Linked DNA regions of Homo sapiens: region 2 is linked to region 1. Evidence: read pairs that join two places in POLR2A ChIA-PET (ENCODE). Cell type or tissue: K562. All regions are shown on one strand. Each heading gives the region's core, and the rest is flanking DNA. Links, peaks and the distances in the headings are about the cores only.

Region 1 (6,668 bases), core at 1-5,000:
TGACTTGCTGATTTGTTGTAAAGCGTATACACTTCCTGAGGATAGCAATTACGGTCTGTATATATTCTTTTCTGAACAAACCATAAAAATTAAAAATCTATTAGCTTGAATTCATTCCACATTGGCAGTATCCATTTGAATGGCTGGTTTCTATTCTTTGACTGGTGGTAGGTGCTGCATTCTCCATTTAGCATACAAAGATGTACTGCTTGGTTTAATAATGGTGTTTGTTTGTTTGTTTGTTTGTTTGGAGAGAGTTTCGCTCTTGCTGCCCAGGCTGGAGTGCAGTGGTGTGATCTCGGCTCACCGCAACCTCTGCCTCCTGGGTTCAAGTGATTCTCCCGCCTCAGCTTCCTGAGTAGCTGGGATTACAGGCATGCACCACCATGCCCGGCTAATTTTATATTTTTAGTAGAGACAGGGTTTCTCCGTGTTGGTCAGGCTGGTTTTGAACTCCCGATCTCAGGGGATCTGCCCGGCTCGGCCTCCCAAAGTGCCAGGATTATGGGTGTGAGCCACCACGCTAATGTAGTATTAGTTGCTTGGCCACTAGTGGCGCAAAGTCTTTGGAGTGGGCAATTAGACGTGCAGCCCAATGATTTAAAACTGTGGAACTGTAGCTGTTAGTGATGCTTTTTAAGTCTATGAAGGACACTTTTCTTAAACTTCATTATGCTGCAGGATTATGAGCTCCAGCTGGCCTCATACACCTCAGGACTGGAAACTCTGCTGAACATACCTATCAAGAGGACCATGATTCAGTCCCCTTCTGGGGTGATTCTGCAAGAGGTATATATGTCATCACATATCTCTTAAAACCTGCCCCTCCTTCTGCTTCTTCCCTTTTCCCTGTCTCCTGCCTCTTCCCTTTTCCCTGTCTCCTGCCTGTCTTCCTTACCATTGCTGATTTCATCCCATTACAGGGTACCACTTTAAGAGGTTTAATAGCAGGTTATGTGCCCTCCAGTGTGAGTCATTGATGTATGATACATTTTCAGAAATGATCAGGAATGTGTTATTTAGAGTCTTTGTAGAAATTGGGCTTAAATTTCTGGGTTTGATGAGAGAGACTTCTAAAAAGTGGAAAATACAGAAATTTCTAAAAGACAGCCTCTTCTCAAAGATGTCAGAGACTATCGTACCTGTCAGATGGTTTAGGGGAAACAGCCTGGAGAGATGAGAATGGGATACATTTTTGGCCCTTTGTTTTGCTGTACTTTCTTTTGCTGATTTTGGAATGAACACACTAAAGAAGAGAATTCACTCTTTATAATTTCACTATTTTAGAAAACAAAATCGGTCAAATTACATAGGACTTTTTTTTTAATGCAATATCTTTTTCTTTCTTTCCTTCCTTTTCTCCAAGGCTGCAGATGTTCATGCTCGGTACATTGAACTACTTACAAGATCTGGAGACTATTACAGGTTCTTAAGTGAGATGCTGAAGAGTTTGGAAGATCTGAAGGTAATTTATACTGTCTTTTCTTGTAGCGTCAAAAAAGAAAATAGAATAGAACCTTATTATTACTTCCACATTATAACATGGATTTGGACACATCCTGGTGAAACTGTATTTCCTCTAAAGGTTTAGTGTAATACTGCTTGTTTGTAAGTCTGGGGTTACTTCCATGCTCCAATACGCTGCTTTAAATGAACTTAAGTAATAGTCATAATATTGCAACAACTTTGCCAAACAAAAGTCACTTGATTTAATGTTTGGTTAAGGAATTTGCTTTATTTCTCTGTGTTAAAGATAACATCTTGGACTAGGTATATTTGAATTTTTTATATTCAGTGATTGTTCCCTTTATTCCTCATTTATGATACTTAAATTGAGATTATATGTAAACTTATTTTAATGTAAACTTGAAATAAAGGGAATATAATTTATGAAATCATAAGCTTTTGATTTTGAAAGAAATTACCTCATTTTACAGATGAGGTAGCTCAGACTCAAAGATAATATATCATTTGCTAAGAGCATATGAGCAGCTGGTGCAAGAATTATGATGAGAATCCAGATTTCTTGAATATTTGCCTAGTCACTCTTTGCATGTATGTCCATGTGTGTAAAGAGAAATAAGAATGCACATTGGTCTGGGAGGGGAAAAGTACTGCTTCTTTCTTGGAATGTGAGGTGTTTTTCTTTTGACATAATCTCTGATTTCATTCCACAGCTGAAAAATACCAAGATCGAAGTTTTGGAAGAGGAGCTCAGACTGGCCCGAGATGCCAACTCGGAAAACTGTAATAAGAACAAATTCCTGGATCAGAACCTGCAGAAATACCAGGCAGAGTGTTCCCAGTTCAAAGCGAAGCTTGCGAGCCTGGAGGAGCTGAAGAGACAGGCTGAGCTGGATGGGAAGTCGGCTAAGCAAAATCTAGACAAGTGCTACGGCCAAATAAAAGAACTCAATGAGAAGATCACCCGACTGACTTATGAGATTGAAGATGAAAAGAGAAGAAGAAAATCTGTGGAAGACAGATTTGACCAACAGAAGAATGACTATGACCAACTGCAGAAAGCAAGGCAATGTGAAAAGGAGAACCTTGGTTGGCAGAAATTAGAGTCTGAGAAAGCCATCAAGGAGAAGGAGTACGAGATTGAAAGGTTGAGGGTTCTACTGCAGGAAGAAGGCACCCGGAAGAGAGAATATGAAAATGAGCTGGCAAAGGTAAGAAACCACTATAATGAGGAGATGAGTAATTTAAGGAACAAGTATGAAACAGAGATTAACATTACGAAGACCACCATCAAGGAGATATCCATGCAAAAAGAGGATGATTCCAAAAATCTTAGAAACCAGCTTGATAGACTTTCAAGGGAAAATCGAGATCTGAAGGATGAAATTGTCAGGCTCAATGACAGCATCTTGCAGGCCACTGAGCAGCGAAGGCGAGCTGAAGAAAACGCCCTTCAGCAAAAGGCCTGTGGCTCTGAGATAATGCAGAAGAAGCAGCATCTGGAGATAGAACTGAAGCAGGTCATGCAGCAGCGCTCTGAGGACAATGCCCGGCACAAGCAGTCCCTGGAGGAGGCTGCCAAGACCATTCAGGACAAAAATAAGGAGATCGAGAGACTCAAAGCTGAGTTTCAGGAGGAGGCCAAGCGCCGCTGGGAATATGAAAATGAACTGAGTAAGGTAAGAAACAATTATGATGAGGAGATCATTAGCTTAAAAAATCAGTTTGAGACCGAGATCAACATCACCAAGACCACCATCCACCAGCTCACCATGCAGAAGGAAGAGGATACCAGTGGCTACCGGGCTCAGATAGACAATCTCACCCGAGAAAACAGGAGCTTATCTGAAGAAATAAAGAGGCTGAAGAACACTCTAACCCAGACCACAGAGAATCTCAGGAGGGTGGAAGAAGACATCCAACAGCAAAAGGCCACTGGCTCTGAGGTGTCTCAGAGGAAACAGCAGCTGGAGGTTGAGCTGAGACAAGTCACTCAGATGCGAACAGAGGAGAGCGTAAGATATAAGCAATCTCTTGATGATGCTGCCAAAACCATCCAGGATAAAAACAAGGAGATAGAAAGGTTAAAACAACTGATCGACAAAGAAACAAATGACCGGAAATGCCTGGAAGATGAAAACGCGAGATTACAAAGGGTCCAGTATGACCTGCAGAAAGCAAACAGTAGTGCGACGGAGACAATAAACAAACTGAAGGTTCAGGAGCAAGAACTGACACGCCTGAGGATCGACTATGAAAGGGTTTCCCAGGAGAGGACTGTGAAGGACCAGGATATCACGCGGTTCCAGAACTCTCTGAAAGAGCTGCAGCTGCAGAAGCAGAAGGTGGAAGAGGAGCTGAATCGGCTGAAGAGGACCGCGTCAGAAGACTCCTGCAAGAGGAAGAAGCTGGAGGAAGAGCTGGAAGGCATGAGGAGGTCGCTGAAGGAGCAAGCCATCAAAATCACCAACCTGACCCAGCAGCTGGAGCAGGCATCCATTGTTAAGAAGAGGAGTGAGGATGACCTCCGGCAGCAGAGGGACGTGCTGGATGGCCACCTGAGGGAAAAGCAGAGGACCCAGGAAGAGCTGAGGAGGCTCTCTTCTGAGGTCGAGGCCCTGAGGCGGCAGTTACTCCAGGAACAGGAAAGTGTCAAACAAGCTCACTTGAGGAATGAGCATTTCCAGAAGGCGATAGAAGATAAAAGCAGAAGCTTAAATGAAAGCAAAATAGAAATTGAGAGGCTGCAGTCTCTCACAGAGAACCTGACCAAGGAGCACTTGATGTTAGAAGAAGAACTGCGGAACCTGAGGCTGGAGTACGATGACCTGAGGAGAGGACGAAGCGAAGCGGACAGTGATAAAAATGCAACCATCTTGGAACTAAGGAGCCAGCTGCAGATCAGCAACAACCGGACCCTGGAACTGCAGGGGCTGATTAATGATTTACAGAGAGAGAGGGAAAATTTGAGACAGGAAATTGAGAAATTCCAAAAGCAGGCTTTAGAGGTATTCACAAATACTTGATCACAGCTTCACTGTTTCTCAAATTATTCATCACATTATTATCTCATCTGAACTGTGCTCTTTCTGCTTAAATAGATGCTTATAGAAAATCTAATTTTTCTTTTTATTGCTCTACTACTTCCTGTCATAATCCAGGTAACTGCTTTAAAATAATTTCAATGCTGTGTGCCCTGCTGTTCTTTAATTGCATCAAATGCTGATCTCTGGGTAGCCTGTGTTTGGCCCTGCTTTTAAGAACACTAATACATGTATAACTTCCTCCGAATGTTCCATTCTACTTCTTAGAAGTTAGCTCTTATTTAGTGAGCTATGACATACATTTGTAATGAAAATTTTCTTAAATAGAAGCCATACTAAAGTGTTTCCCTATGCAATTTTTAAAACACTTTTTCTTTTGCCTGCTTAGATGATTTTTTTGCATGGATTATTTAGTGTTCGCTTTTGATCATGGCCCTAGTGTGTTTCCTTTTGTTTGACTTTCCTTCTCCTAACCCTTAATTTAAAAATAACTTATTTAACTTCTACAGACAATATTTGTGTGTGGCTGGGTTGGTGTGTGTGTGTGTGTGTGTGTGTGTGTATATCTATATATTATATATATAATTATATAATTACATAATATATATTTATCTATAATATATATTTTATATAATATATATCTTCATATATTTGTATTGCTTCATTAAGTATGTTCATCTAGCTGTAACAGGTGAGATGTAGGTGTAGCAGGTATGATAACCTGAAACAAAACTCCCCACATTTTTTCAAAGCATAATTATTGTTAAGAGTAAGACAGGTCTGCAACTTACAGTTCCTTCTATAGAAAAAAATAGTAAGTATGAAGCCATTTATTGAAGTGGCAACATATACAGAATTTTTCCCACAAATTTGTAAAATAACAAGCTCACAGTGTATCCAGGGACAATATAGAAAGAAAAAATAAGCAAGGCTTTTTTTTTTAAAGATAGATACACAAAAGAAAGTTAAGTCGTGATAGTAATATGATATGATTCAAAACATTATTTTTTCCCATTTCTTTCTTCTTCAATTCCAGGCATCTAATAGGATTCAGGAATCAAAGAATCAGTGTACTCAGGTGGTACAGGAAAGAGAGAGCCTTCTGGTGAAAATCAAAGTCCTGGAGCAAGACAAGGCAAGGCTGCAGAGGCTGGAGGATGAGCTGAATCGTGCAAAATCAACTCTAGAGGCAGAAACCAGGGTGAAACAGCGCCTGGAGTGTGAGAAACAGCAAATTCAGAATGACCTGAATCAGTGGAAGACTCAATATTCCCGCAAGGAGGAGGCTATTAGGAAGATAGAATCGGAAAGAGAAAAGAGTGAGAGAGAGAAGAACAGTCTTAGGAGTGAGATCGAAAGACTCCAAGCAGAGATCAAGAGAATTGAAGAGAGGTGCAGGCGTAAGCTGGAGGATTCTACCAGGGAGACACAGTCACAGTTAGAAACAGAACGCTCCCGATATCAGAGGGAGATTGATAAACTCAGACAGCGCCCATATGGGTCCCATCGAGAGACCCAGACTGAGTGTGAGTGGACCGTTGACACCTCCAAGCTGGTGTTTGATGGGCTGAGGAAGAAGGTGACAGCAATGCAGCTCTATGAGTGTCAGCTGATCGACAAAACAACCTTGGACAAACTATTGAAGGGGAAGAAGTCAGTGGAAGAAGTTGCTTCTGAAATCCAGCCATTCCTTCGGGGTGCAGGATCTATCGCTGGAGCATCTGCTTCTCCTAAGGAAAAATACTCTTTGGTAGAGGCCAAGAGAAAGAAATTAATCAGCCCAGAATCCACAGTCATGCTTCTGGAGGCCCAGGCAGCTACAGGTGGTATAATTGATCCCCATCGGAATGAGAAGCTGACTGTCGACAGTGCCATAGCTCGGGACCTCATTGACTTCGATGACCGTCAGCAGATATATGCAGCAGAAAAAGCTATCACTGGTTTTGATGATCCATTTTCAGGCAAGACAGTATCTGTTTCAGAAGCCATCAAGAAAAATTTGATTGATAGAGAAACCGGAATGCGCCTGCTGGAAGCCCAGATTGCTTCAGGGGGTGTAGTAGACCCTGTGAACAGTGTCTTTTTGCCAAAAGATGTCGCCTTGGCCCGGGGGCTGATTGATAGAGATTTGTATCGATCCCTGAATGATCCCCGAGATAG
Region 2 (5,000 bases), core at 1-5,000, 470 kb after region 1:
CTCCTGAAGTCCTGGAATTACACGCATGAGCCACCATGCTTGATCTCAACATATATTAATATCTTTAAAACAAGAGACTTGCCTTAAACAAACAATAAGACCACCTCTCTCTCTCTCTCTCTCACACACACACACACACACACACACACACACACACACACAGTCAACAGTAATTTTTTTTTTTTTTGAGACAAGGTCTGGCTCTGTTTTCTAGGCTGGAGTGCAGTGGCACAATCTTGGCTCACTGCAACCTCTGCCTCCCTGGCTCAAGCAATCCTCCTACCTCAGCCTTCCAAGTAGCTGGGGCTACAGGCGCACATTATGACACTTGGCTAATTTTTGTATTTTTTATAGAGACAGGGTTGTCCCATCTCTCTATAAAAGACATTTGTTGACCACGCCTGGCCAACAATTTTTTAATATCAAAGTAGTGTTCACATTCCCTCAAATGTCCTATAAATGTTTTTTATCCCCCAGTTTGTTTGAACCACAACCTAAACGAGTTTTATATACTGCAATTGATTAATATGTTTCTTAAGTCCTTTTTAACCAATAGATTTCCCCTTTCACTTTTTTCCCTTGCAATTTGTTGGAAAAAAGTGAGTCATTTGTTCTGCACAGTTTCCCACAGTCTGTTGTTTGCTGAATGAATCCCCATGGTGTAATTTAACATACTCCTTTGTCTGTTCTCTTTCCTGTAAATTAGTCGTTAGAACTAAAGCCCTGATCAAATTCAGGGTTCTGTTTTTTGTTTGCAAGAATTTTTCAGACATGGGTTGTATACTCTCAACAGCATCTTGGTAGCATTCTGTCTTTGTTTACTAGCAGAAATACTCTATGAGGAGAAACTGCCCCCAACAACAACTTGGTTACTCTGAGTAATGTTCACATACAAAAGGCAAGACAGAACACTTGATTCTTTCTCCCGTATTTACCAGTTTCAAAAATAATGAGTTGGCTCCCTAGTATCCACTAAAGGTGATTAGAAAGGTTTTTTGTTTGTTTGTACATATCCCTATGACTCATAGATTTAGAGATATTTGAAGTTTTTCAATCCATTGCAGTATTTCTCATAGGACAAACGCAAGGCCTTTTGCACCAGATAATTGGTACTCAGATTATCCCAGCTTTGTCCAGTGGGAGCCTATTCAAGCTGGCTCTGGAATGCTTCAGACAAAACTCTAGTATTTTGTAGTAGCTCATTTGCTTTCTGGCATGATCTGATGCTCCAGGTTCATCCTCTCCATCTCCTGCTCTGGACTTGGAATGAGCAGGTGTCTAACCTCCCACTGGGATGTAGAAATGGAATTCGGAGACTGAGCACTAAGGCTGCTCACTTTTATTGGGTTGGTCATTGTTTCTAACTTTTCAGCGGAGAAGGCTAGGAAATATGTATTTTTTTAAAAAATAGATATATCTTGAGTTCATACTGATAGTCAAACTTAAATTAAAGACCACAGAATTTCTAATTACCCTCTTCTGTCTTATCTGTTTCTTTCCAGTTATCAAAACACCAACATAATTGTTTGTTTTATCGCTGATTCAGTCAAGTCATAATACCAATACTAGCATCAACAAAATGATTACTAAAATAAGAAATTTAATATATATTTTTTAACTTTTTCTTTTGAAGGTATATTTCACTAGGATGTAAAGTCAAATCATTGTGCCTTGAAATTATGTGGAAGAGTTGGCTGGGCACGGTGGCTCACGCCTGTAATCCCAGCACTTTGGGAGGCTGAGGTGGGCGGATCACCTGAGGTCAGGAGTTCAAGACCAACCTGGCCAACATGGTGAAACCCCATCTCTACTAAAAATACAAAAATTAGCTGGGCATGGTGGTGTACGCCTGTAATACCAGCTACTCAGGAGGCTGAGGCAGGAGAATCACTTGAACCCAGGGTGGCAGAAGCTGCAGTGAGTCGAGATCACACCACTTCACTCCAGCCTAGGTGAAAGAGACTCCGCCTCAAAAGAAAGAAAAGAAAGGAAAGAAAGAAGAGGAGGGGAGGGGAGAGGAAGGGAGGGGAGGGGAGGGGGGAAAGAAAGAGGCCAGGTACAGTGGTTCATGCCTGTAATCCCAGCACTTTGGGAGGCCGAGATGGGCAGATCACATGAGGTCAGGAGTTCGAGACCAGCCTGGCCAACATGGTGAAACCCCATCTCTACTAAAAATACAAACATTAGCCGGGCGTGGTGGCAGGCACCTGTAATCCCAACTACTCGGGAGGCTGAGGCAGGAGAATCGCTTGAACTTGGGAGATGGAGGCTGCAGTGAGCCGCGATCGCGCCATTGCACTCCAGCCTGGGGGACAAGAGCAAGACTTCGTCTCAAAAAAAAAAAGAAAGGAAAGAAAGAACGTGGAACAATTTCTCTCTGAGTAGCAATGTCACCATCCAAAAACACAGGCTTTTTTCTGTAAATTTTACTTGATTTTTAGGAATTGCTCTTTAAATTTAAAATTTAAATTATGTAAAACATTTATATGGCTCCAAAACTATATCTGTAAAACAAAATACATTCAAAGAAGTGTAGCTTCTACTCCTATCCTTTGCACCCTATCTCCTCCATAGCTTTCCCTTTAGGTAATTATTAACAACTTATCCAACCACTGTTTTAAGTACATACATGCATATATAAATGCATACATGTCAATGTGTATATAATTATGTATATACTTTTTTTTTTTTGAGATAGGGTCTCACTCTGTTGCCCAGGCTGGAGTAGAGTGGTGTGATTCTGGCTCATTGCAACCTCCGCTTCCTGGGCTCAAGCGATCCTCCCGCCTCAGCCCCCAAGTAGCTGAGAGAACAGGCACAAGCCACTATGCCCGACCAATTTTTGTATTCTTTGTAGAGACGGGGTTTCATCATGTTGCCCAGGGCTGGTCTCAAGCTCCTGAGCTCAAGCGATCCACCCACCTCAGCCTCCCAAAGTGCTGGGATTACAGGTGTGAGCCACTGTGTCCGGTGGATGTATATACTTCTAAGTGTACGCAAGCATACCTCACTTTACTATGCTTTGCAGATACTATGTTTTTTACAAATTGAAGGTTTGTGGCAACGCTGTTTCAAGCAAGTCTATTGGTGCCATATTTCCATCAGCATGAGCTCACCTTGTGTCCCTTTGTCACATTTGGGTAATTCTCATAAAATTTCACAAGTTTTCATTATTATTACACCTGTAAGGGTGATCTGTGATCAGTGATCTTTGATGTTACTGTTGTCATAGTTTTGGGGCGCCACAAACCACAATCACATAAGACCATGAACTTAATCTATGAATGTTGGGTCTGTTCTCATTGCTCACTGACTGGCCATTCCCCCATCTCTTTCCCTCTCCTTGGGCCTCCGTATTCCCTGTGACACACTGAAATTAGGCCAATTAATAACCCCACATGGCCTCTAAGTGTTCAAGTAAATAAAGAGTCATAAATCTCTGACTTTAATCCAAAACTAGAAATGATTACACTTAGTGAAGAATGCATGTTGAAAGCCAAGGCAGGATGAACGCGAGGCCTTTTGCACCAGATATTTAGCCAAGATGAGAATGGAAAAGAAACTTTTTTTTTTTTTTTTATTGAGACAGAGTCTCACTCTGTCACCCAGGATGGAGTGCGGCGGTGTGATCTCGGCTCACCGCAACCTCTGCCGCCCAGGTTCAGGCAATTCTCATGCCTCGGCCTCCCAAGTAGCTGGGACTACAGCCAAGTGCCACAATGCCTGGCTAATATTTTTGTATTTTTAGTAGAGACGGGGTTTCGCCATGTTGGCCAGGCTGGTCTTGAACTCCTGACTTCAGGTGATCTGCCCGCCTCGGCCTCCCAAAGTGCTGGGATTACAGGCATGAGCAACTGTGCCCAGTGGAAAAGGAAGATTCTTGAAGGAAATTAAAAATGTTATTCCATTGGGAGGCCGAGGTGGGCAGATCACAAGGTCAAGAGATCGAGACCATCTTGGCCAACATGGTGAAACCCTGTCTCTACTAAAAATACAAAAATCAGCTGAGCAGGGTGGTGCACACCTGTAGTCCCAGCTACTCAGGAGGCTGAGGCAGGAGAATTGCTTGAACCTGGGAGGTGGAGGCTGCAGTGAGCCGAGACTGCGCCACTGAACTCCAGCCTGGTGACAGTGAGATTCCATCTCAAAAAAAAAAAAAAGTTATTCTAGTGAACACACGAATGATAAGAAAGTGAAACAGCCTTATTGCTGATAGGGAGAAAGTTTGAGTGGTCTGGACAGAAGATGAAACCAGCCACAACATTTTCTTAAGCCAAAGCCTAATTGAGAGGAAGGCCCTAACTCTATTCAATCCTATGAAGGTTGAGAGAGGTGAGGAAGCTGCAGAAGGAAGGTTTGAAGCCAAGCCAGCAGAGGTTGGTTCATGAGATTTAAGGAAAGACACCATCTCCATAACATACAAGTGCAAGGTGAAGCAACAAATGCTAACGTAGACTGCAAGATCTAGCTACGATCATTGCTGAAGTAGCTACACTAAACAACAGACTTCCAATGTATATGAAACTGCCTGCTATTAGCAGAAAACGCCATCTAGGACTTTCATAGCTAGAGAGAAGTCAATGCCTGGCTTCAGAGCTTCAAAGGACAAGCTAACTCTCTTGTTAGGGGTTAATGCAGCTGGTGACTTGAAGTTGAAGCCGGTGCTCACATACCATTCCAAAAATCCTAGGGTCATAAAGAATTATGCTAGATCTACTCTGCCTGTGCTTTATAAAAGGAACAACAAAGCCTGGATGACAGCACATCTGTTTACAGTATGGTTTACTGAAGCCCACTGTTGAGACCTACTGCTCAGAAAAAAAGACTCCTCTCAAAATATCACTGCTCAATGACAATACACCTGGTTACCTGATGGAGATAGACAAGAAGATGCGTGTTGTTATTATGTCTGCTGATAGAACATCCATGCCTTTTTTTTTTTTTTTTTTTTTGAGACGGAGTCTTGCCACCCAGGCTGGAGTGCAGGGTGCGATCTCGGC

The links. ChIA-PET counts read pairs that join two places held together with the same protein. Peaks named below come from ENCODE experiments on the same cell type or tissue, not always from the same donor. Only the 100,000 strongest peaks of a DNase experiment are listed, where the experiment ranks them.
Region 2: POLR2A ChIA-PET joins it to region 1 with 5 read pairs; 2 of 35 experiments call an interaction of 5 or more read pairs at or near these places.

What each region holds. Positions count from the first base shown.
Region 1 is chr6:7,577,098-7,583,765 of GRCh38, forward strand. It overlaps DSP (desmoplakin), which reads left to right. Exons shown (of 24, transcript NM_004415.4): 21 at 682-789; 22 at 1,367-1,465; 23 at 2,178-4,472; 24 at 5,545-6,668. Among named protein-coding and RNA genes, the nearest start is that of SNRNP48, 9.8 kb to the right of the region's middle. In K562, for the core only: no CTCF peak of the experiment used is centred there; a DNase peak (open chromatin) is centred at 2,964; H3K27me3 peaks cover 2,852 bases.
Region 2 is chr6:8,047,039-8,052,038 of GRCh38, forward strand. All of the region lies in intron 2 of BLOC1S5 (biogenesis of lysosomal organelles complex 1 subunit 5), which reads right to left. All of the region lies in intron 2 of BLOC1S5-TXNDC5 (BLOC1S5-TXNDC5 readthrough (NMD candidate)), which reads right to left. All of the region lies in intron 4 of EEF1E1-BLOC1S5 (EEF1E1-BLOC1S5 readthrough (NMD candidate)), which reads right to left. Among named protein-coding and RNA genes, the nearest start is that of BLOC1S5, 15 kb to the right of the region's middle. In K562, for the core only: no CTCF peak of the experiment used is centred there; no DNase peak of the experiment used is centred there.